3 separate regions of the Homo sapiens genome follow, and all the other regions are linked to region 1. A link is a loop called in an ENCODE intact Hi-C map of the cell type or tissue named here. Cell type or tissue: heart right ventricle. All regions are shown on one strand. Each heading gives the region's core, and the rest is flanking DNA. Links, peaks and the distances in the headings are about the cores only. Region 1 has its middle 16 kb from the start of ZSCAN20. Region 2 overlaps PHC2 (polyhomeotic homolog 2). Region 3 overlaps PHC2 (polyhomeotic homolog 2).

Evidence for each region. Hi-C counts contacts between places; a loop is a spot of excess contacts. Peaks named below come from ENCODE experiments on the same cell type or tissue, not always from the same donor. Only the 100,000 strongest peaks of a DNase experiment are listed, where the experiment ranks them.
Region 2: it touches region 1 in a loop (2.9-fold over the local background); 44 of 110 quality-filtered maps call a loop at or near these places.
Region 3: it touches region 1 in a loop (4-fold over the local background); 6 of 110 quality-filtered maps call a loop at or near these places.

The regions. Positions count from the first base shown.
Region 1 is chr1:33,451,238-33,462,292 of GRCh38, forward strand. No RefSeq gene overlaps it. Among named protein-coding and RNA genes, the nearest start is that of ZSCAN20, 16 kb to the right of the region's middle. RefSeq lists enhancers at 3,631-4,130, 9,606-9,655, 9,776-9,855. In heart right ventricle, for the core only: a CTCF peak has its summit at 4,780 (motif pointing left); DNase peaks (open chromatin) are centred at 4,774 and 5,094; H3K27ac peaks cover 2,735 bases.
Region 2 is chr1:33,374,377-33,385,275 of GRCh38, forward strand. It overlaps PHC2 (polyhomeotic homolog 2), which reads right to left. Exons shown (of 15, transcript NM_001385109.1): 2 at 990-1,217. The coding sequence starts at 1,163. Among named protein-coding and RNA genes, the nearest start is that of PHC2-AS1, 29 kb to the left of the region's middle. In heart right ventricle, for the core only: a CTCF peak has its summit at 4,774; no DNase peak of the experiment used is centred there; H3K27ac peaks cover 4,250 bases.
Region 3 is chr1:33,398,311-33,409,365 of GRCh38, forward strand. The region is part of intron 1 of PHC2 (polyhomeotic homolog 2); the gene reads right to left. Among named protein-coding and RNA genes, the nearest start is that of PHC2, 27 kb to the right of the region's middle. In heart right ventricle, for the core only: no CTCF peak of the experiment used is centred there; no DNase peak of the experiment used is centred there; H3K27ac peaks cover 2,158 bases.

The DNA.
Region 1 (11,055 bases), core at 1,135-9,134:
CACATTTACATGGCTGGTGGGAATGTAAACTAGTACAACCACTGTGGAAAACAGTGTGGAGATCCCTTAAAGAACTAAAAGCAGATCTACCATTTGATCCAGCAATCCTGCTACTGGGTTTCTACCCAGGAGAAAAGAAGCCATTATATGAAAAAGATACTTACACACTATACACCTGTATAGAAACACTGTACTCATTGTGTAGTCTTTTATCCTTCACCCTCCACCCTTTCTCCCCTGAGTCCCCAAAGTCCGTTGTATCATTTGTATGGCTTTGCATCCTCATAGCTTAGCTCCCACTTATGAGTGAGAACATATAATATTTGGTTTTCCATTTCTGAGTTACTTCACTTGGAATAATGTTCTCCAATTCCATCCAGGTTACTGCGAATGCCATTAGTTCATTCTCTTTTCACCATATCCATGCCAACATCTATTATTTTTTGGTTTTTTGATTATGGTCATTCTTATAGCAGTAAAGTGGTATTACATTGCAGTTTTGATTTGCATTTCCTCGTTAATTAGTGATGCTGAGCATTTTTCATCTGGCTGATGGGTGCACTAAAATCTCAGAAATCACCATCGAAGAACTTATCCATGTAACCAAACACCATCTGTTCCCCAAAAACTGTTGAAATAAAAGCAAATAAAATATAAAAGAAAATCAAGTTTCCCAAATTTTGAAATAAAATTTGGATTACAAAAAAGAAAAACCATAAACAACAACAAAAAAATAAAGTTTCTGCACAGCAAAGGAAATCATCAACAAAGAGAAGAGACAACCCAGAGAATGGGAGAAAATATTTGCAAACTACCCATCTGATAAGGGATTAATAACCAGAATATAGGAGGATCTCAAACAACTTTACAAGAAAAAAATCTAATAATCCAGTTAAAACATGGGCAAATGGTTTGGATAGACATTTCTCAAAAGAAGACATACAAATGGCAAACAGGCATATAAAAAGTGCCCAACATTATTGGTCATCAGAGGAATGCAAATCAAAACTACAATGAGATATCCTCTCAACCCAGTTAAAATGGCTTATATTCAAAGGACAGGCAGTAACAAATGCTGATGAGGATGTGGAGATAAAGGAACCCTCATACACTGTTGGTGGGAATGTAAATTAGTACAATCACTATGGAGAAACAGTTGGAGGTTCTACAAAAAACTAAAAATTGAGCTACCATACGACTCAGCAATCCCACCGCTGGGTCTATACCCAAAAGAAAGGAAATCAGTGTATTGAAGAGATATCTGCATTCCTGTGTTTGTCGCAACACTGTTCACAGTAGCCAAGATTTGGAAGCAACTGAAGTGTCCATCAGCAGGTGAATGAATAAAAAAAATGTGGTACTTATACACAATGAAGTGCCACTCAGCCATGAAATAGAATGAGATCCAGTCATTTACAATGACACAGATGGAACTGGAGGTCATTATGCTAAGTGAAATAACCCAGGCACAGAAAGACAAACACTGCATGTTCACACTTACTTTTGAGGTCTAAAAATCAAAACGATTGAACTCATGGGGAGAGAGAATAGAAGGACGGTTACCAGAGGTTAGGAAGGGTAGTGGGGGGCTGTGGAGGAGGTTGGGGTGGTTAGTTCATACAAAAAATAGGAGGAATGAATAAGACCTAGTATTTGATAGCACAACAGGTGACTATAGTCAATGATAATTTAATTGTATACTTTAAAATAACTAAAAGAGTATACTTGGCCAGGCGCAGTGGCTCATGCCTGTAATTCTAGCACTTTGGGAGGCTGAGGCAGGCGGATCACTTGAGGTCAGGAGTTTGAGACCAGCCTGGCCAACGTGGTAAAACCCCGTCTCTACTAAAAATACAAAAATTAGCTGGGTGTGGTGGCAGGCACCTGTAATCCCAGCTATGTGGGAGACTGAGGCAGGAGAAGTGCTTGACCCTGGGAGGCAGAGGTTACAGTGAGCTGAGATTGCGCCACTGTACTCCAGTCTGGGTGACAGAGTGAGACTCTGTCTCAAAAACAAACAAACAAACAAACAAACAACAAAAGAGTATACTTGGATTGTTTGTAACACAATGGATAAATACTTGAGGGGATGGATACCCCGTTTTACAAGATGTGATTACACATTGCATGCCTGTATCAAAACATCTCATGTACCCCATAAATATATACGCCTACTATGTACTCAAAAACATTAAAATAACAAAAAAGAAAAAGAAAAAGAAAAAAAGTAGAGGACAGAATGGGGCCACAAGCCGAGGAATGTGAGGCCTCTAGAAGCTGAAAAAGCCAAGGAACAGGATTCTCCCCTCAAGCCTCCAGAAGAATGCCCTTTTTGGACTTTTGACCTCCAGGGCTGGGAGAGAATACATTTATATTGCCTGTAACCATTACATTTGTGGTAATTTGTTATAGCAGCAATAGGAAACTAATACATGTAGTTATTATTAGGTCTCTCAAACATATTAGGGACTCAGTAAATAGTAGCTGAATGAATGAAGGAGTCTGGAATGAACAACAGAACTCAGCAGAGGATCTGAGGAATGGAGGTGGGTTGTGGCTCTGGGTCCAATATCTGTATGTATCTGTAGATGTGGGGAAAAATAGCCATCTTTCTAGATAATGTACCACCTCAGGACTTGAGCAATTCTGCTGTGGTTCTCCTCTAAGGGGAGGTAGATCAGTTTCTCTATCCTTTTTGGAATAAAAAGGCAAGGCCCAGGATCAGGGTCCCAGGCATTGATTTGCGAGGGGTGTCAGGCAGCAGTTATACAGAACTTGAAGAGGTACCTTAGAGCAAGTGGTGCCATATGAACATCCACCACGTGGAGCACCAGAGTGAAGTCAAAGGCCATCGTGGAAGAGGTGGCGTGAGCAGTGGCCCTGCCTGGCCTAGACAGTGCAGGAATTCCCAAAGACACTGAGGGGCAAAGCAACCTCGTGATGGTTCTGAGCCCTGCAGTTACCTGGTTTGTGCGTGGGGCAATACTGAGCTAGCATGATGTGTGTCCACATGCTATTGTGGCCTCGTTCGAATGAATGAGGTCTATGGCCTCGAGATCAACGCTGTAATACAAAGGGAAGGAGCATGTTACGGATCATATTGTATTCCCCCAAAAAAGATGTGTTGGAGTCCTGACTCCAGCACCTCAAAATGTGACCTTATTTGGAGGTAGTCTTTGCAGAGGCAATTAAAATGAAGTCATTAGGGTGGACCCTAATCCAATATGATCAGTGTCCTTATAAAAAGGGTCAGTTTGAACCCAAAGCTAGGCCACATGGAGGGAAGACCATGTGAAGGGAAGCAGGGAGAAGATGAACATTGACAAGCTAAGGAGAGAGGCCTGGAACAGAGCCTTTCCGCACAGCCCCCAGAAGGAACCGAGCCTTCTGACACCCTGATCTCAGACTTCCAGCCTTCCAAACTGTGAGAGAATACATTTCTGTTATTTAAGCCACCCAGGGAGTGGAACTTTGTTACCGCAGCCCTGGAAAACAAATGCAGAGCCATTCTCCCCTGTTCTGCTTCCTGGCACTACGCACCATCTTGGGGGCTCGGAGAGCTGTGAGGTCTGGCAGGTGAAGGACCAGGCACCCCATGGAGCAGCAGGAAGTGGCAGCTGTGCATGCTCTGCCCAGCAGCAGAGTGGGAGCAGCATACTGCCTGGGCTCCCTGGCAGCATGGCTGCAGGCATCTGCAGAGATCAGCTGTGCCTTGCAGGAGCAGCTGTGTGAAATCAGGCTCAGAAGGGTGGATAAGCTCCACAGAGGAGTGTGGAGAGACCCTGGGGGTCAGCAAGGCAGTGGGGCTACTGTGGGAATGGACTTGCTTTTAGCATAAGTGAGACATGCCCTGGGATAAACTTGGTGGGTGACTCACACCTATAATTGCAGCACTTTGGGAGACCGAGGCGGGCAGATCACTTGAGGTCAGGAGTTTGAGACCGGCCTGACCAACATGGTGAAACCATGTCTCTACCAAACAAAATAAATAAAAAAGAAAAAAAATACAAAAATTAGCCGGGCGTGGTGGCAGGTACCTGTAATCCCAGCTACTTGGGAGGCTGAGACATGAGAATCACTTGAACCCAGGAGGCAGAGGTTGCAGTGAGCCGAGATCGTGCCACTGCACTTGAGCCTGGGTGATAGAGCGAGACTCCATCTCAAAACAAAAACAAAAACAAAAACACACACACACACACACAAAACAAAAAACAAAACTTGGTGGGAACACTTTCCAGGGGGCTGGAGATGATCTGATTACTGAAAATTGCTTTCACAAACTCCCACAGATTGTCCCGACCCCTCCTCCCCTCTCCTCCTCTCCTCCCTCTCCATCAGCCACTGGAGGTACCACCTCTCCTCCGCCTTCTCCCATCTTCTGGGACTTCAGTGCTAAAAGTCACTGTGCCCTGCATATTTCTGGGAAGTGCTCTCCCCTCCCCGCAGATCTCAAGCCTTTAGGGAAGTGGAAAGAAGCTCTTCCTACAAGAAGGTTTTGGATCCTGTTTTAGATGAGACTGGGTGAAGTGAGGCCCAGAGGAGAGGGAAGGAGGTGGCTGGGAATTGACGTCCGGGGGGCCACGGAGGAAAAAGTGGTTTAGACAGAAGGAACAGTATGAGAAAAGACACAGAGGCATAGGTGGGTGCAGCATGTTGAAGAAGTTCAATGCTGTGGTAGAGAGAGAGAGAGAGAGAGAGAGAGAGAGAGCGTGAGGATCTGACATAAGATGGGCAGGAGGAAATAAGGGGCCAGATATGACTGTAGTGCCACCTGGTGCTGGAAGGAGTCAGAGCCTGGCCTGAGATGACATTCTGCTCTGGAAGACTTAACTGGAGTCACTAGTGAGTAGCTCAGGATGCCTACCAACTAATGAGCCATTTCTGTAGCTGGCTTTCCAGTGTACAAAATGCTTTAGCAATTTCCCAGTGTTCCAACTCCCTACTGCTGTATAACACACAACCCAAAAGAGCAGCATCCATTTGCCCTCAGACCTGTAACCTGGGCAGGACTTGGCAGGAACATTTCATGTCTGCTCCATCTGGCATTTGCTGGGACAACTGGAATCACCTGAGGGCTGTCACTCACAAGTCTGGCAGTGGATGCTGGAACCTTAGCTGGTGCTGTGAGATAGAACACCTCCATGTGGCCTCTCCTTGTGGCCTGGACTTTTTCACAACATAGTGGCTGGGTTCCCGGGGCGAGTGTCCTCAGAGTGAGAGCCAGGAGGAAGTTTTTCTAAGTTGGCCTTGGAAGTCTTTTTGTACCACCTCTGCCGCATTCCACTCATTAGCAGCCGGTCACTAAGGCCTGCTTGTATGCAAAGGGAGAGGAATTGGACATCACCGTTTTTTAAGGGGAAAATCAAAAAATTGTGGACATGTTTTAAAATCGCCATGCCCTGTGAAGTAGGCTCTGTTATCTCTGTATTCCAGAGAGGCTGGGTGACTCACCAAGATCACACAGCCACCAAGAGGTGGACGTAGTTCTAACCACAACATACATACATACATGCACATATGAAATGTGCCACATACATGTATACACATACACACATGTGCACACAGGTATCAAGTGCCTCCTATGCCTAGCACTTTGCGTCATTTGACACAGCCACTTGGTATATAATAGTCATTTTGTTTTGTTTTGTTTTATTTATTTATTTTGAGACAGGGTCTCACTCTGTCATCCAGGCTGGAGGGCAATGGTGCAATCACAGCTCACTGCAGGGTCTATCTCCTGGGCTCAAGTGATTCTCCCACCTCAGCCTCCTGAGTAGCTGGGACTACAGGCATGTGCCACCACGCCCAGAAAATTTTTGTATGTTTTTGTAGAGATGGGACTTCACCATGTTACTCAGGCTAGTCTCAAACTCCTGGGCTCAAGCAATTTACCTGCCTTGGCCTCACAAGATGCTGGGATTATAGGCATGAGGCACCACCCCTGGCCTATAACAGTCATTTTAAACTGAGTACTTTAAAAGTTGAACTAATTCTTCTAAATCTGTTCTCCCACAGTCTTGGCATCATCCTTGACTTCTCTTTCCTCACACCCCACGTCCAACTCATCAGCCAATGCTGTCAGTTCCATCTTCAAAATATATCCAGAATTTAACCATGTCTTAACCTCTTAATCCCAAGTCTATCACCAGGGTTCAAGCCCACATTATCTTACACCTGACTTAATGCAACAACTCCTCACTTATCCCTCTGCTTCTGTCCTCATGCAACCACCACTATCCCCAGCAATTCTGCTCTTATCATAGCAGCCCGAATGATTCTTTGATAGTATAAACAGGCTTGTGTCACTCCTCTGATGAAAACCCTCTAATGACCCCATATCTCATACAGAATAAAAGCCAGAGTCCTGACAACAGTCTACGGCGCCACCCTGAGCGGCTATGCCCTGCAGATGTCTCTGATTTCATCCGCTATCCCTCTTCTGGCTCATTCCACTTTAGCCGCCCTGGCCTCCTGGCTTCCACCTCCCACCTTAGGGCCTTTGCACTTGCTGCTTCCTCTGCCAGAGAGATGGGTGGTTCCCTCTCCATTCTTCAAGCTTCTGTTCAAATGTCACCTCACTAGAGAGGTCTTCTTAGACACATTACTTAAAATTCTACCTTGATTCCTACCCTTGTTTCTCCCCATCCACCTTCATTGCTTTATTTTTCTTTCTTTCTTTTTTTTTTTTTTGAGATGGAGTCTCGCTCTATCACCCAGGCTGGAGTGCAGTGGCGCAATCTCGGCTCACTGCAAGCTCCGCCTCCCAGGTTCACGCCATTCTCCTGCCTCAGCCTCCCGAGTAGCTGGGACTACAGACGCCCGCCACCACGCCCAGCTATTTTTTTGTATTATTAGAAGAGACGGGGTTTCACTGTGTTAGCCAGGATGGTCTCGATCTCCTGACCTCATGATCCGCCTGCCTCAGCCTCCCAAAGTGCTGGGATTACAGGCGTGAGCCACCGTGCCCGGCCCATTGCTTTATTTTTCACCATATAACTCATGATTATATAATATATTGTATATTTACTTTAAAAATTGTCTGTTTTCTCCCATTAAAAGTAAGCTCCACAGTCTCAGGAATTTTAGATGTTTTGTTCACTGCTTATTCCCCACCACCTAGCGCAGTGCCTGGCACATTGTTGGGTGAATAAATAAAAACTACAATTGTGCTTCTGTCACCTTCTCCTTATAGTTCTAAAAGCTTTGATGTGTGTGTTTTGTGGCTCTAGTAATAGAGCTTTTATTATTTCCACATGATCCTCTTTAATCACTTAATGATTTGTCTTAAATTCTATTTTGTTTTCATATTATTGTTATTATTACCAAATTATGTCTTTTCATTGTTGGAAAGACTTCAAAGAGTTTTATTTTGTTTTAGGTTCAAAGTCATGCTATCTGCTAAGAAAATAGGGTGGGAGAACAGAGCCTCTCAATGTCCTGGGAGTATTGTTTTGTCTCAGGCAAAAGTTCCTAACGTGGTGACTCATATTTAAAACCATCAGTCTTGTAGCATTAACTCATGGTTAGTAAAAACAGACACACACACACACACACACGCATGCATACACACAGACACATCTACAAACAACAAACCTTCCAGAATACAAAAGCAAAAACCCATCACAGGTGGGCAGAGCTTACCAGGGAAAGAGAACAGCTACTGCAAAAGCCCTTAGGTGGAGGTGGGCGTGGCCCTTCTGATCAGCAGAGAGAAGGCCAAGTGTGTTGGGAAAGAGAGAGAGAGAGATGGGGGGAGTTGCATGGTTGGTATTCAATGGTGGGTGAGAACCAGCTCAGGTAAGGCATTGTAGGTCAGACAAAAAAAAATTATAAATGTGATGGGAAGCCATTGAAGGGCTTAAGCAAGAGAGTGCTGTGATATGGTTTATATTTTTATTTATTTATTTATTTATTTATTTATTTATTTATTTATTGAGACAGAGTCTCGCTTTGTCTCCCAGGCTGGAGTGCAATGGTGCGATCTTGGCTCACTTCAATCCCTGCCTCCCAGGTTCAAACAATTCTCGTGTCTCAGCCTCCTGAGTAGCTAGGATTACAGGTGCCTGCCAGCACACCCGGTTAATTTTTTTTTTTTTTGTATTTTTAGTAGAGATGGGGTTTTACCATGTTGGCCAGGCTGGTCTCAAACTCCTGACCTCAAGTGATCTTCCCACCTTGGCCTCCCAAAGTGCTGGGATTACCAGCATGAACCACTGCGCCCAGCCATGGTATATTTTTAAAAACTCACTCGAGATTCTGTGTGGAGGATGGGTTGCAGGGGGCAAGAATGAAAGCAGAGAGACAAGTCAAGAGACCATTGCCATCATCCAGGCAAGAGTTAATGGCCCTGTGACCTAGGAGCCTAGCCATGGAGATAGACAGATGTGGGCAGATTCAGGGTAGGTCCTGATGTGGTGTCAACAACAGGGCTAGCTGCTGGGGATGAGCAAAGAGAGGAATCGGGAATGAGTTTCAGGTTTGTGGATGGAGCAACTAAGTGGATGGTGTCATGCTGTGTGCTGAAACTTCCCCTGATACGGAGACACTTGGAGGGGAGCAGGTTGGGATGGACACGGCAGGGCTGGAAATCAGGAGTTTGCTTTGACTAAGTTAACTTTGAATTGCTTGTTTGACCTCTAAGTGAAGATGACAAATAGGCAGTTGGGTATGAGTCTGGAGCTCAGGGAAAAGTCAGTGCTGATGACAGTGACTTGAAAGTTATTGGCAAATAGATGGTATTTAAAAGCCATGAGACTGGATGAGATCACCTAGGGAGAGAATGCAGAGGCGAGAAGGGAGCCTAGTGTTCCCTGGAAATATGCTTATGTTTGGGCAAAGTTGAATTAGAAGCAGCAGATGAGGGAGTTAAGGTCCAGAGGCAGGCTCTGCCAGAGACCAGACCAGGGTCTAGTGGGGCAGACAGAGGTGACAAGTGACACCACAGTGAATTGGTGGAACTTGTAAGAATTCTTGGAGATCCTCGGGAATGAGAACGTGGTAGGATTTCCTGAAGTCTTGCAGGTGAAGAGCTCAGATGGTAGCTGCTTACCTGTTAAAAGGAAGTGTGGCTTGCTGGCAGAGGAAACAAAAAGACATCTGAGTCACTGCTCTTGTTACAGGTTTGTCATCCCCATCCACCAGGAGCAGGCACTCTGCCGCCTTTGCCTGAGAAGTGCCCAGCTCAGAATAGCTGTGGCCTGAATAAATGAACAGAGTGAATGTCTAACAGACCTTGTTCACATGATCTAAAGAGGGGACTCTAAATAATAAAGTCTGCAGGCCAAAAGGACAAAAGATCTTGAGAAACCAGGACCAGATGACTCCTAAGAGTCCAACCTACGAGCCCTTTTTGGGGATGGGAGAGTGGTGTGTTTTGCTGCTCCCTTGAGTGAGAGAATATTTTGCTTCTCTTCCCAGGACCGTCGAGAACCCCGTCATTCCCAGGCAGAGCATCTCAGCAAGCTCACAGGATAGAGCAGGAATCACATGGACAGAGATTTCCTAGCTGGCTTCTCCTTCCCTCTGAGCTCCCACAGTGGATCCCAAGGGGGCTGGGAGTGGGGAGAGCATCAACATGGGAAGGGAGGTCAGGCAGGTCTAGGGGGTGATGGGTGGTGGGGGATGAGTAGGACTAGATCAGGAAGGAAAGGAGCTTCTGCACCCACCTCAGCTGGCTTTTGGCTTTAGTTCAACCTGTTGTTCCTCTTCTATGGAGAGAAGAGAAGGTTGAAGCGGAGATGAGACAGTGAAACTATGGCCTGGCTGATGGCTCCACTCCCTGGCTTCAGTCCTTCTCCAGGCCCAGCTGATTTAGGGTTCCGTGAACACCCACACACCCTCCCAACAAATTCTGCCTGGGTAGTCTGAATTTCTATTTCTGGACAGAAAAGGAACCCCAACTCAGACAATAGAGTAATTGGGTTACTCTCAGCCTGGCCTCTTTCACTTCCCCAAAAGGGCTGATGCTGCTGCCTCCCTGCAGGTCTATATATAGGGAAATCTCTGAAAGTTCTGCCCGGCTGCCCCTGGCTGCATTCCCATTTGTTCTGTGGATGAATAAAAATATCTCCTTGTTCTACAGCTCTTGTTGAGACCTCTCTGCCTATTCTCATGATGTTTGGAATAACAGGAAACAAGGGCACCCTTTCCTCAAGGCTCTTTGGGAATTACATCTGAAAACACCAAAGTCACAAAGGCAATGACAACAAAGGAATTTGCAGTCAAACCCCAACTAACCCCTGGATGCCCAAATGGGGAAGTCATAACTGAGGTTTTCTCACTTTTTGCAGAGGAAGAAACTGTCTCAAGGACTTTGGCCAGTCACTGGTCTTCCCTGGGCTGCAGTTCTTCATCTGGAGAACTGGGGTCAGGGGGAACACGCACACAAAAACTGGGTGGTTAGGATTAGGAGAGAACGTAGTGGTGGCAGACAGTATCTTCTCAACAAGTGCTAGTTATTTTTATTAGTAAAAGGAATTCTGGGTAGCCAAAAGAGGGAATTCTGGGAAATAAAACATTTCTGGTTATGTTGTTTACAGTGCTTATCAGGCTGGGCATGGTGGCCCACATCTGTAATCCCAGCATTTTGGGAGGCCAAGTGGGTGTATCACTTGAGATCAAGAGTTCGAGACCAGCCTGGCCAACATGTTGAACATGTTGAAACCCCATCTCTACCAAAAAATACAAAAATTAGCCAGGTGTGGTGACAGGCTCCTGTAGTCCCAGCTACTCGGGAGGCTGAGGCAGGAGAATCGCTTGAACCTGGGAGGCAGAGGCTGCAGTGAGCCGAGATCTCACCCCTGCACTCCAGCCTGGGCAACGGAGTGAGACTCCGTTTCAAAATAAAAATAAATACATAAAAAAGTGCATGGGAGGCCGAGGCAGGCAGATCACGAGGTCAGGAGATCAAGACCATCCTGGCTAACAAGGTGAAACCCCGTCTCTACTAAAAATACAAAAAAATTAGCCAGGTATGGTGGTGGGCGCCTGTAGTCCCAGCTACTTGGGAGGCTGAGGCAGAATGGTGTGAACCCGGGAGGTGGAACTTGCAGTGAC
Region 2 (10,899 bases), core at 1-8,000, 78 kb before region 1:
CATGATGGGCCAGGGCCAGGTGCTGGGGCTAGGGACAAGGGTAGGGGCAGGAAACATGGATTCACTAAGCACGAGGTAGAAATAAGTGGGAGAGGGAAGAGTCCAGGGTATCTGATGGCATCTTCTTTAACTTGGGTTTTCAGGCCCTCTTACTGTCTGTTGTGGGTTCTCCCTTGTTCCCTTATCTGGGCCTAAGTTCAAAGCAGGATGAGGTCACTTTTCTAGTATATCCAAACTGTAATAGCAAAGTCACTGGGAGTAAACACTTCTCAGCTGTGGTCTCTCTTTTCTGCCTGTATTATCCAGGAACCTCAAAAAAACATTGTAGTGATTAAGAACACAGGTCTGGGGTGAGAGGTTCAATTTTTTTGTCTTTACCTGAATGACCTTGAACAAGTTATTACCTTCTCTGAGCCCCAGTTTTCTCAACTACAGAATTGTGCCTAATAATAACCAAAAGGATAAGCGTGCAAAATGCTTAGTACCATGTCAGGCACACAGCAGATGGTAGTGCATGGCCCTGACTGCATTTAGGAGCAGTGAGCCGCCACCTGGAAGGCCTTCTGGATGACATTTGCCAACTGCTGCTTTAAGGGAGAAGGTAAAAAGCTGCAATGACAAAGGATTATTTGGGGGTTCTCTTTGGCTTTTGGTCTCTGAAAAACTGAGATGTGTTCTTCACCGGGCAATGGTCATTTAGAGAGTGGGTCTGGGTTGTGGCTGAGCAGCTCTTGGTCATGTATTATTTGTTATTGTTACTTGTCTGCCCTTTATACTTTCACACACGTGTCCTCCAAACTCCTTGATTGGGCCATTTTGCATCCTTCACCCCCTGTAACTATACACAAATGTGTATCTACGAACTCACTCCCATATGCCCGTTCTAGAGTCCACATCTAGATTATCCCACCAGACCATGCCAACACCTCCTCCTTGCTAGCCCTGGAGATGATTAAGGAGTATAATTCCCAGATCAATTAGACTCTTACCTGCACGGTCTGCCGGTCTGGAATACCACTGTACACAGAAATCTGGGGCCCGGTGGGGCGGCCACTTCCACCACTGCTGCTGTTGTTGCAGCCACTGCTGCTACTGGCCCCGCTGGTACTGCTGGTGGCACAGGCACTGCTAGATGTATGTGGGACTGGCAGCTCATTCTCCATGGCCTGCAGTGTGGCGCAGTCAGGGCGCTCGGATGGCAGAAGGGCAGGCAGATGCTAGGAGGGAAGAGGCAGAAGTGAATGTTTTGACAGACGCTTACTAGAGAATGTTCACAAAGTCAGCCTTTTGTATCTGTGGGTTCCACATCCATGGATTCAACCAACCACAGGATCAAAAATATTCAAAAAATACGGTGTCTGTACTGAACACGTAAACTTTTTTTGTGTCATTATTCCCTAACCAATACAGTGTAACAACTATTTGCATAGCATTTACATTGTATGAGGTATTATAAGTAATCTAGAGATGGTTTAAAGTATATAGGAGGATGTGGGTCAGTTATATGCAAATGTTATGCTACTTTATATTAGGGACTTGAGCTTCCATGAATGTTGGCATCCAAGGGGGTTCCTGGAACCAGTCCTCAGTGGATACCAGGTGACGACTATGCAGTATATACATCAGCTTTCCAGTCTGTGGTGGGGCCACTTGGGAACTGAGGTCTCTGTTTTTTGAGACTGGAGTTTTGCTTTATCACTCAGGCTGGAGTGCAGTGGCACAATCTCGGCTCACTGCAATCTCCATCTCCCGGGTTCAAGCGATTCTCGTGCCTCAGCCTCCTGAGTAGCTGGGATTACAGGCGACCACCACCACACCCAGCTAATTTTTGTATTTTTAGTAGAGACAGGGTTTCGCCATGTTGGCCAGGCTGGTCTCGAACTCCTGCCCCTGAGTGATCCACCTGCCTTGACCTTCCAAAGTGCTGGGATTATAGGCATGAGCCGCCATGCCCGACCACTTGGGAACTGAGGTCTTAAGACACACTTGCCCTCAGAAGGACAGGGCAGACTTGGTTCACTAGGTGAGATTTGAGATCAGGTCTGGCTGATTCTAAAGCCTATGACCTGTTTATTTTGCCAGAGGAAGCAAAACTAGGAAAGGAGGCAGACTTCCTATAACGTTCTCCCTAGCAGTGATCTCATGGATCACCTCTCACCCTATCAGCCTTTTCATCGTTGGGGTGGGGACACTGAACATCAGAGAATTTACTATTTGTCCATATTTATACAGCCACCTAGTGAAAGAAGCAGGACTAACAATCTACAGAGAAGGCCGGGTGCGGTGGCTCATGCCTGTAATCCCAGCACTTTGGGAGGCTAAGGTGGGCAGATCACGAGGTCAAGAGATCGAGACCATCCTGGCCAACATGGTGAAACCCCATCTTTACTATAAATACAAAAATTAGTTGGGCATGGTGGTGTGCGCCTGTGGTCCCAGCTACCTGGGAGGCTGAGGCAGAAGAATCACTTGAACCCAGGAGACAGAGGTTGCAGTGAGCTGAGATCACACCACTGCACTCCAGCCTGGTGACAAAACCAGAAGGCAATCAAATAAACTGAGGTGTTTATTTAGTTTAGTTTTCAAAGCCAGAAGAGCTCAAGTGTGTTTGAGGTATCTATCTTTATTAGGTATGTACTTACTGAGTGCCCTCTGGATCTAACGCTTAGCAGGGTACCATACTGACCAATCTGGTTAAAATCTCAGGTTGTGGAATCAGAAAGACTTGGCTTTGTCCTGGCTCTGCCACTTTCTAGCCAGGAAATCCTGGCATGTCACACCTGTCTGACCTGTTTCTTAATCAATTAGATGTGACAGGATATGGGCTGTGGTGAACATAAAGAAAAGTGATGATGAAAGGTGCTCAGCAGAGTGCCAAGCATATCCTGTGTGCTCTGTAAGCACTGGCTCTTGTGGCCTGGTTCACACTGCCCAGATCCAATAGATAGGGTCTCTCCTAAGACAGAAATGGCAGAACCTTCTGGAATCTCCTATCCCAGTCAGTAAGGAGGGCCATAAATTCCTTCAGGGCCCATCCTATGGTCTGAATACAGAACTGGAAATTCTACCTTCCCTTGAGGCTGTGTGCTTGGCAGTGGAGAGGGGTTGGGAAAGAAGGAAAGGGTGGTGGGAGAGGCACACCCAGATCTGAGTTTAAGTTCCTCTTTTTTTCTTTTTCCATGCTTTTCTTAAAAATCCTCATTTCTGTGTAGAGGCTGTTCCTTCTACCCATTCCTTCCTACATGGAAAAATAATATTTGTTTGTCACCCCATCACACACATTCAGTCATCTGCTTGTAGAGTATACCCATTTAATAGGTGAAGAAAATATAATTTTTCATACTAATGAGAGCATGATTAGTGCAAAGAGCCAAAGTAATCATTACTATTCTGCTGCTATCTCCCCAATACTGCTCAGTTTCAGGGTTATCATTGCTCAGGCTGCCTTCTTCAGACTGGGGGAATTTCACTGTGGGCTGAAAAAAGTGTGGGTAAAGTCTAAAAGACAGGAATGTTGGGAGTCTGGAAACCCAAGCCACTCCCAGGTGGCAGGCAGCAAGTTGCTTATGATTTCCAAGGCAGTGTAGCAGCCTGCAAGCTGCACTCTTGACCTTACTCTTTAAGCAGTGATTTTTCCTTATGTTCATATGTCTGCTTTTACTGCCATAGAGCAAGGTGCTTGTCCATGAATTAATTCCCTTTGTCCTGAGCTGCACGCAGTGCTGGGCCTTATTATGGCTACTGACTTGCTAAGGATGCTTATGATGATAATGATGATGCAGGAATCAATGAAGCAGCAAAGTCAACAAGTACTTCCTATGTCTTGGCGCTGTCAAAATCCACTTTATCTTATGTTCTAGGGAGGGAAAATTAGGCTGCATAAAAAGTGGTAGGAGGTATAATTCCTGATCTCACAGAAACTGAAAAACTAATTGTAAAGGTGAGGTGCAATTGAAATTATAAGGATCATCAAGCAACAAATCAGTAAATGATAGTTCCATTCAAACACAGACTACCTCACAGAATCCCAACATCTTCTCTTAGTTCAAAGTCTCACCTCCCTTTTCCCAAATGTTGGCCAGAATTGGGTTTCATTTCTTGCTTTTCATTACACACTGGAAAATCTCAACTGAAGTACTTATAAATATAAAAAATAAAATGGGAAAATAGGGCAGAAAATTAAGAGGGTAGAATAATCTACATCCTGGATGATCAAGTCTCAGTTCTATTTCTGTGAGTGTAGTTAATCATACTGAATTGCACACTTAAAATCTAGTCATATTCTGACCTTCCCTCCTCTATCCTTCACGTGATTGAGAGAGCAATCAAGAGAGTAAGAGAGCACACTTGAAAGACAGCCACAGCTATCAAAAGCATGAGCTAGAACAGAGGCTGTGTAGAGGCTGTTCCTTCTACCCATTCCTTCCTACATGGAAAAATAATATTTATTTGTCATCCCATCACAGACATTCAGTCCTCTGCTTGTAGAGTATACCCATTTAAGAGGGGAAGAAAATATAATTTTTCACATTAATGAGAGCATGATTAGTGCAAAAAGCCAAAGTCATCATTAATGTCCTGTTGCTATCTCCCCAGTACTGCTCAGTTTGGGGGTTATCATTTCTATTTCTTTTTTCCTTTTGTAGCAGCTAGGGCAGACACTGTGGAGAGTGTACACTCAAATCTTGTTAAGAAATAAGACAAAAGTCTTGAGGGAGCATGGCATTCCTTTACAGAAAAACTGTACAGGCCAGGACAGCCACTGCTCCCCATGCAGGGGAGAGAGACTTACTGCAGCAACCTGGGCACGTGGGCACAGTGCACTTCCCACACTCTTGTCGCCTGTCTCCTCCTGTGGGCAAGCATGCCTTTCCTTTCTTCTCTCTCCAGTTCTAGGCTTTGTCTCCCCGCCCACCGCCCCCCTGCCCCCCCACCCCCCCACTGCCCCCCTGCCCCCCACCCCCCCACCGCCCCCTGCCCCCCCCATCCCCCCTGTCCCCCCCTTCCCCCCGGTCTCCCCTGCCCACTGTCCCCCTTGCCCTCCCACCATTCCCCCTGTCCCCCCACCATCCCCCCCGCCCCCCACCATCCCCCCACCCACTGTCCCGCCCCTCCTCCCACTACCACCCCCAACCACCCGTGTCTTTTCTGTGTCAGTAGTTTTTGATTCCCCAGTCCCTGGTTTTCCCACTCTTTCCCTGCCCCTGGTCCCTGCCATCTCTCACACCTGTGCCCATGCTCCCTTTCACCACTGATTTCTCAGAGCTGCTCCTTGGGTGGGCCCATCCTCAGTGTGCTCACCCTCCCTCACTCTGCCTTGGCTCTCTGGAATACGAGCACGTCCTCCCCCTCGCTCTTGCTCCCACTCTTGCCCTCTTGCCCCGCTGTGATTGATCCAGACTGGTAGCTCCGTTTCCCTCTAATGAGCTCTCTCCCCTACTCGACCTTCTTGCTGCCTCCTGGGCTGCTCGCCCTTGACCAGTCTCCTGCCTCTGGCTCCCCGTGGCTCTCCCAAGTGCCCGCACCCTTGCTGCACATGCTCCAGCTCTCTCTCCTGTCGCTTGTAGTCTCCCCCTCCCTGAGCATCTGCCATCCCAGGCTTGATCAGCAGGTCTGTCTCTTCAATTCACACAGACACTCTCTCTTACTTCTTGGATAGTGCATGCTCATGTTGCTCTCTGTCCCCAGCTTGCACCCTCTGTTCTAGCTCACACTTTTGATAGCTGTGGCTGTCTTTCAAGTGTGCTCTCTCACTCTCTTGACTGCTCTCTCTCTCAATCACTTATGTAAAGGATAGAGAAGGAAAGTTCAGAATATGACTAGATTTTAAGTGTGCAATTCAGTACCATTAACTACACTCACCTGTTGTGCAATCATCACCACCATCTATTCCCAGAACTTTCTCATTACCCAAAACAGAAACTCTGTAACCATTAAGCAATAACTCCTCAGTCCCCCTTGTCCCCTGCCTATCCCCTAACCTCTAATCTACTTTCATTCTCTATGAATTTGCCTGTTCTAGATAGCTCATTTAAGTGGAAGCATATTAATATTTGTCCTTTTGTGTCTGGCTTGTTTCACTTAGCATAATGTTTTCAAAGTTCATTCATGTTGTAGCATGTATGAGAATTTCTTTCCCTTTGATAGCTGAATAGTATTCCATTGTATACCTACATACACACCACATTGTGTTTGTTCATCTGTTGATGAACACTGGGGTGGTTTCCACCTTTTGGCTATTGTGAATAATGTTGCAATGGAATGAACACGGCATATAAGTCCTTGCTTCTGTTCTGTTGGGTATAACCTAGCAGTGAAATCTCTGGGTCATATGTTATTCCATGTTTGGGCATGTGAATATCCATTTGTCCCTGCATCATGTGTTGAATTACCTCTGTTCTTGGGCCCACCCAGTGCCCCCACCCCACAAGCTGCTCCATGTGGGATGTGAAACCCTCCATGATCTGACCCATTTTGCCTTCCTGGCCTCATTTTCCACACTTGCACTCTCTCTGGTCTCAGCATTATGACCAAGGTGCCCAGGTCATTTGGAATTTGGCTGCCTTGCTACTTCCTACCTCTGTGGTTTTTACCGCTGTGGTTTCACTCACGCTATTCCCCTCCCCTGAAATGCCTTCCTTCAATTTTTCATGTAACCAACTCCTTAGATCTTCAAAACAACTTGAGTCTCTCCTGTGAAATATGCACTGAATGCAACCCCCCCAACTCTTCTCCTCTTGCTTCCTTCAAATTAGGTTCCAGTGTCTTCCTTTAAGCCATCCAGCTTAAAGGCTGCTCCCAGAGCACTCTGTGCCTGCCTGTCTCCTAGCACTTACAACATAGCCTTACAAGAAAGTGATTTGCTTGGGGGTGGGATCATGTCATATTTTCCCATAATACCTTGTGCTTCGTTCCATAGATGTTTGTTGAATAAAATTGCTTGAAATGCACCATACTCCATCCTACTCCTCATCTGAAAGCTTAATCTCTACCTCATCCACAAATTTCTCACCAACTAGTTTAAAACATCAGCCACCTGTGATTTCACTTCAGTACCTTCCATCAATGGTGTCTATACTAATAATAGTGATTATTTATTGAGCACTTACTACTTGTCAAGCACTATCATAGATACTATGACCTCCCTTATGGTATAGGTATGATTATCCCAATTTTGTCAATGAGAAATATATCTAAGCAATTTATGTAAGGTCATCATAGAACTGGGATTCAAAACCAAGTCCGACTCCAAAGCCAGAGCGCTTCCCATGATCCTCTCTGCAACTTCACCTTGAGCCATTATTTCAGCCACACTGGGTGAAGTCCGTGTCAAAGCATACTAGATTTTCAGTTGAAAACGAACTGATATCTCTGAATTTAATTCCCTAATTGTTAATTAATGTCCATTTATACTTACAAAATATTCTATGTAATATATATATAAAGGATAATATGCTTGTGTATCCATCAACCAGTATGAGAAATCAAAAATTACCATAATCTCCCTTGTTTTTTCTATGCAAGAACGGAGACCCAGTGTGGGGGAGGTAAGTGACTTGGGGTGATATGGCTCCCCTGATTCTCATCCAGTACCATGGAAGGCACCTCAGGAAACCTCCTGCCCGCATGGTGGTGGTGACTTATCAACGAGAGAGGTGAAGTTTGCCCTGCAGAGAAACCAGAAGCTAGGGTCCTGCCATATGTCACTTTATTGTTGGTCTCCTAGTAGAAGGGAACTTGAGTTGGAAGAAAACATAATTAGTAAGTGTGGACCCATATAACAGCTTTAAAACTTTTTTTTCTACAGTTCCCCTTTTTGAACCAGAGCTTTCATATCTCCCCCTTCACACCTTCCTTCCGCTCAAAGTTCTGGCTGCTGGAGAGTAGCGGAGGCATTCTGCAGTCTCAGTAAGGGCTACTGAGGCATCTGTGGACTCTCCTTACATCCTTCCCTCTGGTGACCCACATTAGAAAATCTGAATCCTTAAACTTTCACAGTATCTAGGCTTTCAGTATTCTACCCACCCCTTTTCAATTTCCTTTTAATTCCTACTCTTATTCTTTCCTTCTCTTCCAACTAGTTCTTTATTTCTTCCCCAAGGCCACCCATCCCTGCGGACTCCCATTATAAATCACAGCCAAATCTCATTAATGGCTAACATCAAGAACTAGAAGTCTGTTTTTCTCTGGGTTCCTACTCACTGTGTGGTTTTGTATGAGCCCGGGCTCTGAAGGGCTATGATTCCTATTTAAGTCACTTCTCCCCTCCTAACTGCAATGGGCCACTTTGAATGATGTGCTGAATATAACTGGCTTGGATAGTGATCTTATTACAGGTCTCTGCTGCCCACAGGGCCTGAGACCAGCAGCTGGAGAAACGCTGATGGTTCTGCCCTCCCAGGAGCCGCCAAGTCTACGAAACACTAGGCCTTTGTCCCCAGTGTCAGGGAAATCCATTTGCTGTGGATTACAGCTGTGACAGAGGTTCCGGGAAAGCAGAGGGGAAGGATACTGAAAACCTCTCTCCAAATCTAGCCTAAAGCCCTGGGGTAAGGCAGGGTGAGGTTTTTCCTAATGGAATCAGAGCTGGGCAGGAAATGAGAAGTCTCGTCAGCCCCATCGTGGCTGCTGGTATTATCATGAGGCGGCTTGGTATGGAGAGTCTGAAGAGATGGGTGAACATATTCCTTTGCTGTGGCTCTGCTTCTCCTTTCTGGATGCCCCTCCGCCAGAGGCATAAGGCAGTAATAACAGAAGATTCAGACTCCCTAGACTTAGGGGACCTGGGGGAGGCCTCCTTACACCTCTCGGCTGCTGCATGAACATAAGTGTCCTGATTTGTTCCAGTCTGAAGCCACTGACTCACTGGGAGCAGTCCAAATGGATGCAGCTCAAACCATCTCAAAAGGTCCCTCCCTCTCCCCTGTCCTCTGCATGTTGCCACCTTTAGTGTCTCTAGAAACCAAAGTAAGTAAATGAAGGCCAACAAAAATAGAAGTGAAGGATGAGGAATTAAAGCTGGTCATATAGTCCTAGCAATCCAAACAGAATGATTTCATTGTGATGCAAAACACTATAAATTTAAATGAGTAAACTTTCTGAAACCTTACTGTTTTCTTCCTAATTTATAAAAGGCAGGTTATATCAAGTATTTCTATAACAAGGTGGTGCTGGTTGGTTGAAGAATATGAGGAGGAAAAAGAAGGATTTGCTGTCTTTTGGAAGGGATGTACAGTGAAAGCCACACTGTGCAGATGCTGAATGCTTGGGGACGGGATGGATGAGTTTGTCTAGACTTGGGCAGCCCTGGACTCACTGCTGTAAGGCAGAGCAAAATATATTCTGTGTCTTCTATGGGCCCCTAATCAAATATAAGCAGTGTCCTTATAAAAGAACGCCATGTGAAAACAGGCACACACGGGGAGAAGCCAGCCACGTGAAGATGGAGGCAGAGATTGGAGCTATGCTGCCACCAGCCAAAGAACACCTGCAGCCACCAGAAGCTAGGAAGAGGCGAGGAAGGACTCAGGGGGAGCATGGCCCTGCCGACACCTGGATTTCATACTTCCAGCCTCCAGAACGGTAACATGATACATTTGTGTTGTTTTAAGCCACCCAGTTTGTGGTAATTTGTTAAGGCGGCCTTAGGGAACTATTATGCTGCCTAATACTCAACCTGACCAGCCTAAAAAGGTCAACTGAAACTAATGGTAAAAAAGGGTGCAAAGGCATTAAAAACAGCCTCGTTAATATCATGGCTTTGTATGCTCCAAGGCAAGGCTTCTCAAAAATGTGGTCCCTTGGCAACTCTCCAAAAATGCAAATTTTCAGGCACCACTTCAGACCTACGGAATCAGAAATTCTGGGAGCAGGGCTCAGCAGCCTGTGTTCTCACAGCCTTCTGGGAGATTCTGATGCTGATGAAGCATGAGAGCCACTGCTCTAAGGGGCCCCACTATCCATTTGAATATGAGATTTAAAAGGGGCAGTCATCATTGATGCCATAAGATGGTCATAATGAAGTCCCTGCAAAAAGGGGCTAGAATTTGAGATGGGAAGAGTTACCAAACATAGTTTCTTCCCTGCTGAAACCTCAAAATACCTCCACGTGGAAAGAAAATGTTGGCAGCACTCTGTTTAGGGATCTTCCTGTTTCTCTCCAGCTTCATTGCCTACCACGTGCTCCCACACAGCTGATTCCAGAATTAGTCATATGCTGTCTCACCCCTTGCCCAGACCTTTCCCTCTGCCTGGGCCACTCCCCAGGCCCCTCACTCTCCATCTCCCTGGCCGGAGCGCATTCACCCTTTGCAGTTCAGCTATAACGTCTGTTCCTCTTAGGGACTTCCTTTTTGTACCCCAGCCTAGATTTGGTGCCTTCTTCTGAACTTTAATAGCATAGCAGGACAGCTGATTTTATTTACTAGGTAGTGATTCCATTATTTTTAGATTCCTAATGCCTAACATGGTGCCGAGCCAGCAACAGTAAGATTTTGTTAAATGAGGAATGAATAAAGCTTGAAGCTCTTTGGGAAGCTCTTCACCTCCTGATGAGGAACCCAAGGTTAAAATACCGAAACACACTGTGCAAATACCATGTTATCTGAGAAGGGACCTTTGAAACTATTAGTAGCCATTAGCACCTTTACTCAAATTTGTGGGTCCAGATGGCTACTCTCAACAGGGCCTAGGACATGTAAATTTTGATTTGGGAATGGAGAGGGGAAATGAAAGATGAGTGGTGTTGAAGTGATGGGTGTGGGACTGTGGTCACTGCAAAAAGCAGATGTAGAAGGTCCTGGCCAAAAGGCTGGGACTAGACCCAGTCACACATTGACTAGGTGGGAGCTAGGCAGCAGCATTATGTGGAGATCATAATACCTTACCCCGACCTCCCAG
Region 3 (11,055 bases), core at 914-8,913, 53 kb before region 1:
GAGGAAGGAGAGAACTTTTGTCTAATAGGCTTCCCCTAGATTTGGAATAACCAATCAAAATGGCACTAAGCTTGTTACAAATGTAATATGCATAATATAATCCCATTGTTAAGTACATGTTATTTAATGTATAGCTTAGCTGGGAGGATAGATACCAAATGTTAACAATGGCTGCTTTGGGTGATAGTGTTACTGCTGATTTTTATTTTCTCATTTATCCTTTTCTTTATTTTCCAAATGTCTATGTATCTTAAAGTATCTGGGCTTCAACATCACAGTATTCTTAGCACAAAACATAAGGGAAAAGATGCTCACTTCCCATCTGAACATTCATTCACAAGCTGGTAGTGCAGTTCTGCCCACATTGGTCCTCTGCATTGAAGTACCTGCTGAACGAGGGGCTGCAGGCATTCTTGGTTTCCCAAAGCTATATTCCAGTAGATACAGGGACTTTTTGGTAGTTTTCAGAGCTAGAAAGCACACACAGATGGGAGGCACTGGTTTCTAGGATGGCTTCACAACAGAGGGCACAGTTGGCTAAAGTCAATTCCTGACCCAGACATTGACCATGAAGTGTTCTTGGGGCAAGTCCAGTTGACCTCGATAGCCTCGCTGATTGTTGCTTGGAGGGTAGGTGAAAAAGACACGGTTTCTTTCTTCAGGCAGTCTGGGTCCAGAGTTCAAGGAGTTTTACAGTATTGGAAGAACAATGAAACTATATACAAGGCAAAATGTGAAAAATTCTACTACAGATGTACAAAGTGAACAGTAGAACAAAACAGTGTGTGGGGTTGGGGTATTCAGGCCTGAATAGGATCCACCTCTGTCCTGCATTATGAGTGTGACTAGGACAAGGTGCTATGCTACACTGAGTCACTGTTTCCTTGTCTTTAAAGCAGAAAGAACAATCCTTGAAGGGACCCTACAAGGAATAAAGAGGATGTGTGTAAGACTTCTAGAATAGTACTCACACACAGCAGGTACCCTACAAAAGGTGCTGGAAGTATTATTACTTTGGACACTGAGCTCACAAGGGCCACATTATAGTCACATTATCATTATCACTGCCCCCATTTGGAAAAAGTTCTAAAGAGCCGCCACAGATTTATAGATGAATGGATTCCAAAAAGCTCCAAGTTCTTGGCTCCACGTTTTCCTGTCAGATGCCATGTGAACAGGTCAATCTTCTTATTGGCTAAAATAGACTTAAGCATCTTGCCATTGGAGATGTGCCTAGAATAGAAGGAGCCTGCTTAGCCTCTGGACATGTTTTCTTGTTTTCCAGGCCTTCACATAACCTAATGTGTGGCTTATGTTTCAGGACCATGACTCAAATCCACTCTTTTGAAATTTCTATAGTAAGGCCCCTCCACCAGTCACTGAATTTGGCAGAGAAGCCCGGTGCTACTAGAGGGACAGGGAACAAGTGGAAATAAAGGAATAGAAGTTATAGTCCCTGACCCCAAGTGACTTTAGGTAGGAATGCTCAAGAGACTGGCGGGGGCAGGGTTGGGGGAGCTTTAAAATGTTTACAAAAAAAAATCAAGTGAATATAAGTAATTCAGTTATATCTAATTTCCATAGAAACTATGTTTCTGGAAATTGATAGGTCAGTATTTTTATTTATAAGGCACTAGGGACTCTTAGAAATCAGTAAGAGAGAGATATAACTTAGTAGAAAATAGGCAAAGGATATGAGCAAGTAGTTCATTATTATTTGTAAAAAAAAAAAGTGATAAACCTATAAAAGGATGTTTAATCTCATTCATATCTAAAGAGATGCAGGACAAACTAAGTATAAGATTGGTAAACATTTAGAAATTTAATAATACGGAGGGCTGATGTAAGGTGAGTAATATACTTCTTATACAATTGGTAAGAATATAATTTGGAATATCTGTTTTAGAGGGCAATTTGGCAATATTTTTAGCTGCATACTCTTTGACCCAACAATTCTGTTTATAGGAGTTTGCACTCAGGGATACACATCCCCCAAGTTATTTTAAGATCTATGTACAAGGATATTCACCACTGCATTGTTTGTCATAGCAAAAACCTGGAAACAAATCAAGTATTTATCAGTAGCGCAGTACTAGGAGTAATAATAGCAGCAAAGGCAAGAATGAAAACGCTAGCAGTTAACATTTATTAAGCACTTACTGTGTAGCAGCCAGGCTCTAATGCCTGACATGAATTATCTCATTTAATCTTCACACCAATTCCATGACATAGGCATTGCTACTTTGACCATATTATAAATGAGGAAAATGAGACTCACAGAGGTTAAGAAACTGTTCTAAAGTCACATAGAAGGTGTCAGAGAAGGATTCCGGGACAGGCAGTCTGGTTCCAGAACTCAAGCTCTTAACCACTATCACACACACACATTCACATCCACATCTATACATATGCACATAACTGAATACTCTGAAGCAGTTAAAATAGTATAGTAAGTACAAAAGCATTAAAGAGTAAGAATTGTACATGTTGACAGGAAAGATCTCTGAGATATATTATTAACTGAAAAGATCCATGTTGGAATAATGTGCTTCAGATAGCTGCCCTTTGTGTTAGTAAAAAAGGAGGTATGTCAACGCATCATCATCTCATTCTTGTCTACATTAAAAATAATAAATAAATAAATAAATAAAAGCATTAAAGGAATTGTCTGAAGGTTAACAGACTCCAGTACAATTATAAATCTTTTTGTAACATAAAAATTATATCCATCTTGGGCCAGGCATGGTGGCTCACGTCTGTAATCCTAGCACTTTGGGAGGCCGAGGTAGGCGAATCAAAAGGTCAGGAGATCCAAACCATCCTGGCTAACATGGTGAAACCCCGTCTCCACTAAAAATACAAAAAATTAGCCGGGTGTGGTGGCAGGCACCTGTAGTCCCAGCTACTCGGGAGGCTGAGGCAGGAGAATGGCGTGAACCCAGGAGGTGGAGCTTGCAGTGAGCCGAGATTGCACCACTGCACTCCAGCCTGGGCGACAGAGCCAGACTCCGTCTCAAAAAAAAAAGAGGCTTTATAAGTTAATTCTAAAATATATATGGAAATGCAAAAGACCAAGAATAGGCAGATCACTCCTAAAGAAGACAATGTGAGAATTGCCCTGATATCGAGCTCTACTAGTTAAGAAAGTTTGGCATTAGCACTATCTTTTGGATAGACCCTATTCTTGACCTCTAACTGTTAGCACCTCTTACCAACTCCGCATTTTAGTGATATCACATTGGAAGCTTGAAACTGGTCATTGCGGGAGTATTTATACCATGGAAATCAGCAAATACTACAAATCGGGACTTTTTGTGTATAGGAAAGGAGTGGGAAGAGCTAGTTGCTAAACATTTACCACTTAATGGAACCAAACAGAAGTTCCCAAAATAGACCCACACATTTATGAACACTTGCTATATGACAGATGGGTTTATCAGGTCAGTAGGGGAGGACTGGACATCTCATTAAACAGTATGGGAAAACCAGGCATCCACATAGAAAAATGAAATTGATCTCCCACCTCACAGCAAACCTCCCAAGTTAAAGTAAACTAAATATTTAAGAGGAATAGACAAAAATACAAGATTTTTAGGAGAAAATGTAGGACAAAATAATGACTTTACAGTAGGAAAGGATATTTTAAACAAGAAAAGACTGATACATTTGACTACATTAAAAGAAAAAATTTATGTTCGTCAAAGGCATAATAACAAGCCTTACACTGAGAAAAAATATTTCTATCACACATAACAAAAAGAGAATTTGCATCAAAAATATTTTAAAAATACCTATAACTCAAAAGTAAAAGACACAACAGAAAAATGGGCATCACACTTGAATTGAATTTTCTACATGGCCAATAGACATTTAAAAACTTCACTTTATTAATAATCAAGAAAATGCAAATTAAAACTACAATAGGATAAAATTTCATACTCATGAAATTGGCAACAATTCTAGAGACTGACAATATCAAACACTGGGGAGGATACAGAGCAATGGTTATGTTCACATGGAATGGGTAGGAGTAAAAAATGATTCAATCACTTTAGAAAACAGTTTGGTATTTCACAATAGAGTTGAACATACCCATATGATATGGCCTAGCAATTCTATTCTTATCTATACACCTATCTTAGAAAAACTCTTGCACATATTCATAAGGTGACATGATAATGATGTTCACGGTGGAATTGCTTTTTAAAGCAAAAAACCAAAAAACTGGAAATGACCCAAATACCAATCAAAAGCAGAATGTAAAAATACATTATGGCATGTTAATTCAATGGAATGCTATACAACAGTGAAAATGACATACAATCTCAGGTATCAACACAGACAAATCTCAAAAAGATAATGCTGAACAAAAGAAGCAAGACTCAGAATGAATACAGTATAATTCCATTTATACAGAGTTCAAAACCAGTTAAAACTAAAAAAGTATATTGTAAAAATAACAGTATATTGTTTAGGAAGTCACTCATATGTTGTAAAACTATAAAAGAAAAGCAAGGGAAAACTCTTTTTTTTGAGATGGATTCTTGCTCTGTGGCCCAGGCTGGAGTGCAGTGGCGCGATCTCGCCTCCTGGGTTCATGCCATTCTCCTGCCTCAGCCTCCCAAGTATCTGGGACTACAGGCGCCTGCCACCACGCCCGACTTTTTAAATTTTTTTTATTTTTTTATTTTTAGTAGACATGGGGTTTCACTGTGTTAGCCAGGATGGTCTTGATCTCCTGACCTCGTGATCCACCCACCTCAGGCTCCCAAAGTGCTGGGATTACAGGCGTGAGCCACTGCGCCCGGCCCACTTTTTTTTTTTTTTTTTTTTTTGAGATGGAGTCTCACCCTGTCGCCAGGCTGAAGTGCAGTGGTGCGATCTCGGCTCACTGCAACTTCCACCTCCCAGGTTCAAGAGATTCTCCTGCCTCAGCCTCCCGAGTAGCTGGGACTACAGCTACCCACCACCACGCCCAGGTAATTTTTGTATTTTTAGTAGAGACAGGGGTTCACCATGTTGGCCAGGATGGTCTCGATCTCTTGACCTCGTGATCCACCCGCCTCGGCCTCCCAAAATGCTGGGATTACAGGCGTGAGCCACTGCACCTGGCGGGAAAACTTATTACAACAGTTTAAGAGTGGTATATCTGGGCAGATGAAGAAGGTAGATGCAAACAGGGAGGAGCATATGGGTGTCTTCTAAAGTTCTGTTTCCTAAGTTGGGTTATGGATAAATGTTGTTCACTTTATTTTTCAAATACTACATATACATTATACTTTCTTCTGCATAATTATACATTTCATGGTAAAGAAAATGAAAAATCATATCAAATATCTACTCTACGGAAAGGTACTGTGGATGTTAAAATGACTCAGATTCCATCTCCACTCTGCTAAAATTACTTTCACTGAGGTCAGAGACTTCAATGTCACTAAAGGTAATAAACATTTTCAATTCTCATTTTCTTTGGTGTCTCAGCAGCATTCAACACTGCTGACCATTCTTTTCCTTGAAACAGTAAATACCCTTGGCTTTCATGAAACCATATTCTCCTGACCATTCCTTCTCAGTCTCCTTCAAAGGCTTGTCTCGTACCACCTAACCATTGAATATTGGAGCTCCTTAAGATACATCCATGAAACCCCATTTTTTCATATGCTGTTCTTTCTCTCTAGACACTCACATCTATGCCTATGGCTTCAATTACCATCCATACATCAAAGATTTAGATCTTCAGCTCAGACCTCTCCTCTGAGTGAAGTATCCCATTATCTTGTCAACACCTCTACTTGGATATTTCAAAATATCTAAATTTTAACCTGTTAAAATTGAAACTCATGATTTCCCTCCAAAACACTTCTTCTAATATTCCTTCTCAGTGAATGGCACTGCCAGTCATCCTTGACAATTTTACTTGATTAAAACAAATAGGCTTTTGTTTTTCCATCTATAGAATAAAATAACTCACTTTCTTTTCTTCCTAGGAAAAGGTTGAAAATGAGGAAAATAATTTTGGTGATGCCTGTAAGTTGAAATAAAATCTTTCAAAAAAAACCCCCACATCACCTGGTAATTTAGTTTTCCTACATAGAGGTAGCTTAATAAAGTTAGTTCCTTTCCTTCTAATTAAGAGTTTTTCCAAAACACAACAGCAATACTATCTAATTATTTTCCTCTCTTTTAACCCCTTTATGTATTTTCTTGTCTCTTCTTTCCACTTCCCTTTTGCACACAATAGGGTCTTAAATTGTTTCTGATTTTTCTTTATTTCTTGTTTCTACTTTTTTCCTTATTTCCCTCATGGCCTACCTCTCTGTGACTGAATCAGAAGATGGTACTTCAATCAACAAATATTTATCGAGCACTCTGGGATAGAGTGATGAGCAAGATAAAGATCCTACTCTGATGTGTTTTATGTCTGGAGTGGGGAGCAAACAATTATGAAGTAAATAGCATGAGCTAATTAAGGAATTAAAATTGAATGATATGAAGAATAACAGGTTGCTCTCTTAGATTGAGTGGTCAGGAAAGGCCTTTCTGAGGAGGTTATATTTAAATCTGAGACAAGGAGACAGTCATTGCATTACTTTGCATTAGTTGGTAATGAAGACCCTATGAGAGAAACAAACTTGGCATGTTTAATGGCTGCACAGTAGATGAGAGAGAAAACTGTATAAAATGAGATGAATGTATGAATTAGATGAGACAGGGCTTTGTTTACCCAGAGTAAGAAATTGGAGTTCATTTATTTAAAAAAGTATTCTTTATAATACCTCTAGGATCGGCAGTGATGTCTTCCTTTTCATTCCTGATTTTGGTTATCTGTCTTTCGTTTTTTCTCCTCAATCAGTCTTTATAAGGATTTGTAGTCTTTTTTTTTTTTTTCTTTTTTGGAGACAGAGTCTCGCTCTGTGTCGCCCAGGCTGGAATGCAGTGGCGCAATCTTGGCTCGCTGCAACCTCCACCTCCTGGGTTCAAGCAATTCTTGTGCCTCAGCCTCCCAAGTAGCTGGGACTGCAGGTATGTACCACCACGCCTGGCTAATTTTTGTATTTTTAGTAGAGACGGGGTTTCGTCATGTTGGCCAGGTAGGTCTTGAATTCCTAGCCTCAAGTGATCCACCCACCTCAGCTTCCCAAAGCGCTGGGATTACAGGCGTGAACCACTACACCCGGCAGCAGTCTTATCAGTCTTTAAAAAGAATCACCTTTTGGCTTTGTATATCCTCTCTATAAGTGTTTTCTATTTCATTAATTCCTGTTCTTGTCTTTATTATTTCTTTCCTTCTACCTTCTTCAGATTTAATTTGTTGTTTTTTCCCCTAACTTCTTTAGATGAATTTAAAGCCATAAATTTTCCTCTAAGCTCAGCTTTATTTACTGAAAAGTTTATATATAGTATTTTTCATTATCAGTCAGGAATATTTTCTAATTTCCACTGTGATGGATTATATATGTGTACTGCTTAATTTCCAAATATTGGTATTTCTAGTCATCTTTTTCTTATTGAATGCTAACAATACACTGTGGTCAGAGAGCATAATTATGTGTGGTTTTAATTCTATGAAATTGTTGACACTAGCTCTGTGATCCAGTATAGAGTCAACTTTTATAACTGTTCCTTCCATGTATGCTTGAAAATAATATTCTGCAGTTGTTAAGTACAGTGTTATATATATGTCCCTTAGTGAAATTTGACAATTGTGTTATTCAAATCTTACATATTCTTACTGGGGCTTTTTGTCTGCTTTTTATATCAAATGCTGAGAGAAGAATGTAAATATAAAACACCTTGATAATGAATTTGTCTTTTTCCTTAGAGTTGTGGAATTTTTGCTTTAAGTATTTTGAGGTCATTTTATTTGATGAATAAAAATTTAATATTCTTAGATTTTCCTGGTAAATGGACATTTATTATTTTGAAGTAATCCCTTTTATTTCTAGAAGTATTTTCTGACTCATTATAATTTTGTCTATAATTAACATAGCAATTGGGCTTACTTTTGGTATATATTTTCTTTACTATCTTTTCATTTTTAACTTTCTGTTTACTTACATCAGGATTTCTCCAATCGTGATATTGGGGCCACGTAATTCCTTGTGTGTGTGTGGCGGGGGGTGCAGTTCTATGCACTGTAGTTTACAATGGCACTTCCCCAGGTTATGACAACCAAAAATAAGTCCAGACACTGTTAAATATCTTCTTGAGGGCAAAATCACCCACAGTTGAAAACTTACTGACATATTTTAGGTGTGTCTTCTGTAAACAGCAGAGAGTTATAGTATTATTTTATCCAGTATGACAATCTTTGTCTTTTAATGGGAACATTTAGTCCATTTACATTTGATGTAATAGAGGCAAACTCTGTTTTTGTTTGCCTCAAAATGCCTTTAATTTTCCTTCTGGGATACCCATCTGAGATAAATTTTCCTTCTGCCTGGGTCTACTTGTCAGAAGAATAAATTTATTAGGCTTCTTTAATCTGTGGATTGCTGTTTTTTATCAATTAAGGAAAATTCTCTGCTACCATCTCTTCCAATATCCTCTGTCCCAAAACTCTCTTTCCTTATCTTCTGGGACTTCCATAAGGGTATGTTAGTAGGTATTCTTATTCTGACCTGCATGTCTCTTACCCTATCTTGCATATGATCTATCATTTTCTCTTCTCTGCTACACTCTGGATGATTTCTTCAGACTCATCTTTCAGTTCTGACCTCAGCTGTATATGATCTACTGATTAATATGTTCACTGAGTTCATAATTTTGATGGTTATATTTTTCACTTTTGTAAGTTCTATTTAGTTTTAAAACAATCTGTTACAATACTTTTTATAGATTCCCTTCTTGCAGATATTTTCAAGCTCATTAAAAATCTCTTTATACATAGTCAGGATAGTTACTTTACAGTCTGTCTCATGATTGCAATTTCTGAAGTTTCTGTGGGACTCTGTTGTTTCTGCTGTTTACTACTCAGGGTATCTTGTTATTCTGTGAAAGTGTTATCTTTGACTGTTGGTCATTATACTAGAAAATAAATATTTTCAAGGTTAATAAATGTCCAAAGATAATGGCTCCATTCTCTAGAAATGATTTTTTTTTGATTCTGTCAAGCACCAGAAACCACTACTAGTATGGAACCATCCTAGTCTATCTATGTCAAAAGTTTGAGGTTCCCTGGACTACCTGAGTAACACAAACTTGAGCTGCTCCAGTAATGGTTTACTTCTAGTTCACTCTTACTTTGAAGGTGGAGCACTTGAGATTCCTGGATTAAACAGGGAGGTGGTTTATCAGATTTCTTACCCTGGGCAGGCTCTCAGCTTTGATTCCTGTCTTCCTTCCCCTATAAGACTACCAAAAACTCAGCCTGACTACACAGATATTTCATTCAGACTAGTAAATGCCTTCAGAGAGAGAGGTATTTTTAAAATTCATTATTCTAAGAGATAGTATTTTTATTTAAAAACAATTGCAGCAAATTTACATACCTAATAATCTTAACACTTTAAAAAAATGGTACAATCAATGTGTTTCATAGAAATAGATGAAGTTAAAAACAATGAAGTAGTCATCAGGTTAGCTTTCTCAGGAGCTGGCATTCCTGATACCTGTGGTCAGGTTTCTGGCCTGTCCCTGATCATGTGGGTCTAGAGCACAAACAAGGTGTGAGGGGGGAGAAAGAGGCTTTGAATGGTGAGTTTACCTCGTGGGTTCTTGTTTTACCCTAGATTTTGGCCCAAGCCTATTTTATTATTTTGTTACCTTTTTAGTACATGTAAGAAAATTTAAAAAATTTATTTCTCTCAGTTTTTTAAGTTGTCCTTGTCATCCTAATTATCTAGCTCGCCATTACTGGAAGTGAAAGTTTCTGGATTAAGTGTGATGGAAAGCTGGAGAGGGAGTGAATCAGTTAGTCTATTTTTGTCACATCACGTCAGAATCTGTTCACAAGCAAAAAGAATAACATATTTAAATCATCAACCAATAAGAAAATAGTTTGAATTGTATGAATTTATTTGCACTAGTTTGCTTCAAATGGAGCTGCACTAGTTTGCTTCACATGGATGTATGTTCTTTCTCCTGACTAGACAGTAAGCTCTTGAAGATTAGATACCCTTTCTGTTTTTAGTAGTTTTTTTGTTTTGTTTTTGTTTGTTTTTGTTTTGAGATGAAGTCTCGCTCTGTCACCCAGGCTGGAGTGCAGTGGGACGATCTCGGCTCACTGCAACCTCCGCCTCCCAGATTCAAGCGATTCTCTTGCCTCTGCTTCCTGAGTAGCTGGGACTACAGGCATGTGCCACCATAACCGGCTAATTTTTTTGTTTGTTTTTTTAGTAGAGACGGGGTTTCACCATGTTGGCCAGGCTGGTCTCGAACTCCTAACCTTGTGATCTGCCTGCCTCGGCCCCCCAAAGTGCTGGGATTACAGGCATGAGCCACCGCGCCTGGCCTGTTTTTAGTAGGTTTTAAGTATATCTCTCATCCTTTCTCTAGGACCTGGGACAAAAAGATAAAATGCCAGTCTTCTTGACTTCCTTGTTACCATCCCAGGGCTTGAGAGCCCCAGGAGAGAACCAGACTCTCAGGAATTCATCTCTTTCCCCATCTCCCACCTACTTGTTGTAGACCACTAGTTGAATACTGAGAACAATGAGAACTACTTTACATGAAGTTTGAGAACTTAATCAGAGTGCAAGAATATACAAGTAAGTAAATACAAATACAGAGTTTGATACTGTTCAATCATGAGTAGCTTAGAAGTCAAATTTTCTCATATACTCACTGCTGAAAGACATATAAATTGGGGTATATTTAAAAAATATACATCTAGAGCCATAGTATTTTACATAGGTTTTAACCCAGTAATTCCATGTTTATTAATTTATCTTTAAAATAATCCCAGGGGTTCACAAAGATTCAGCTACCTGAGTGGTCATTACAAGAGGGGAAATTGAAGATTTAAAATCCCATTGGTAAGGATTAGTAATTGTACTTTCATATAATAGAATATCATATTTAAGGACACAAAAAGGTTCATAGTAAGGTGATAAA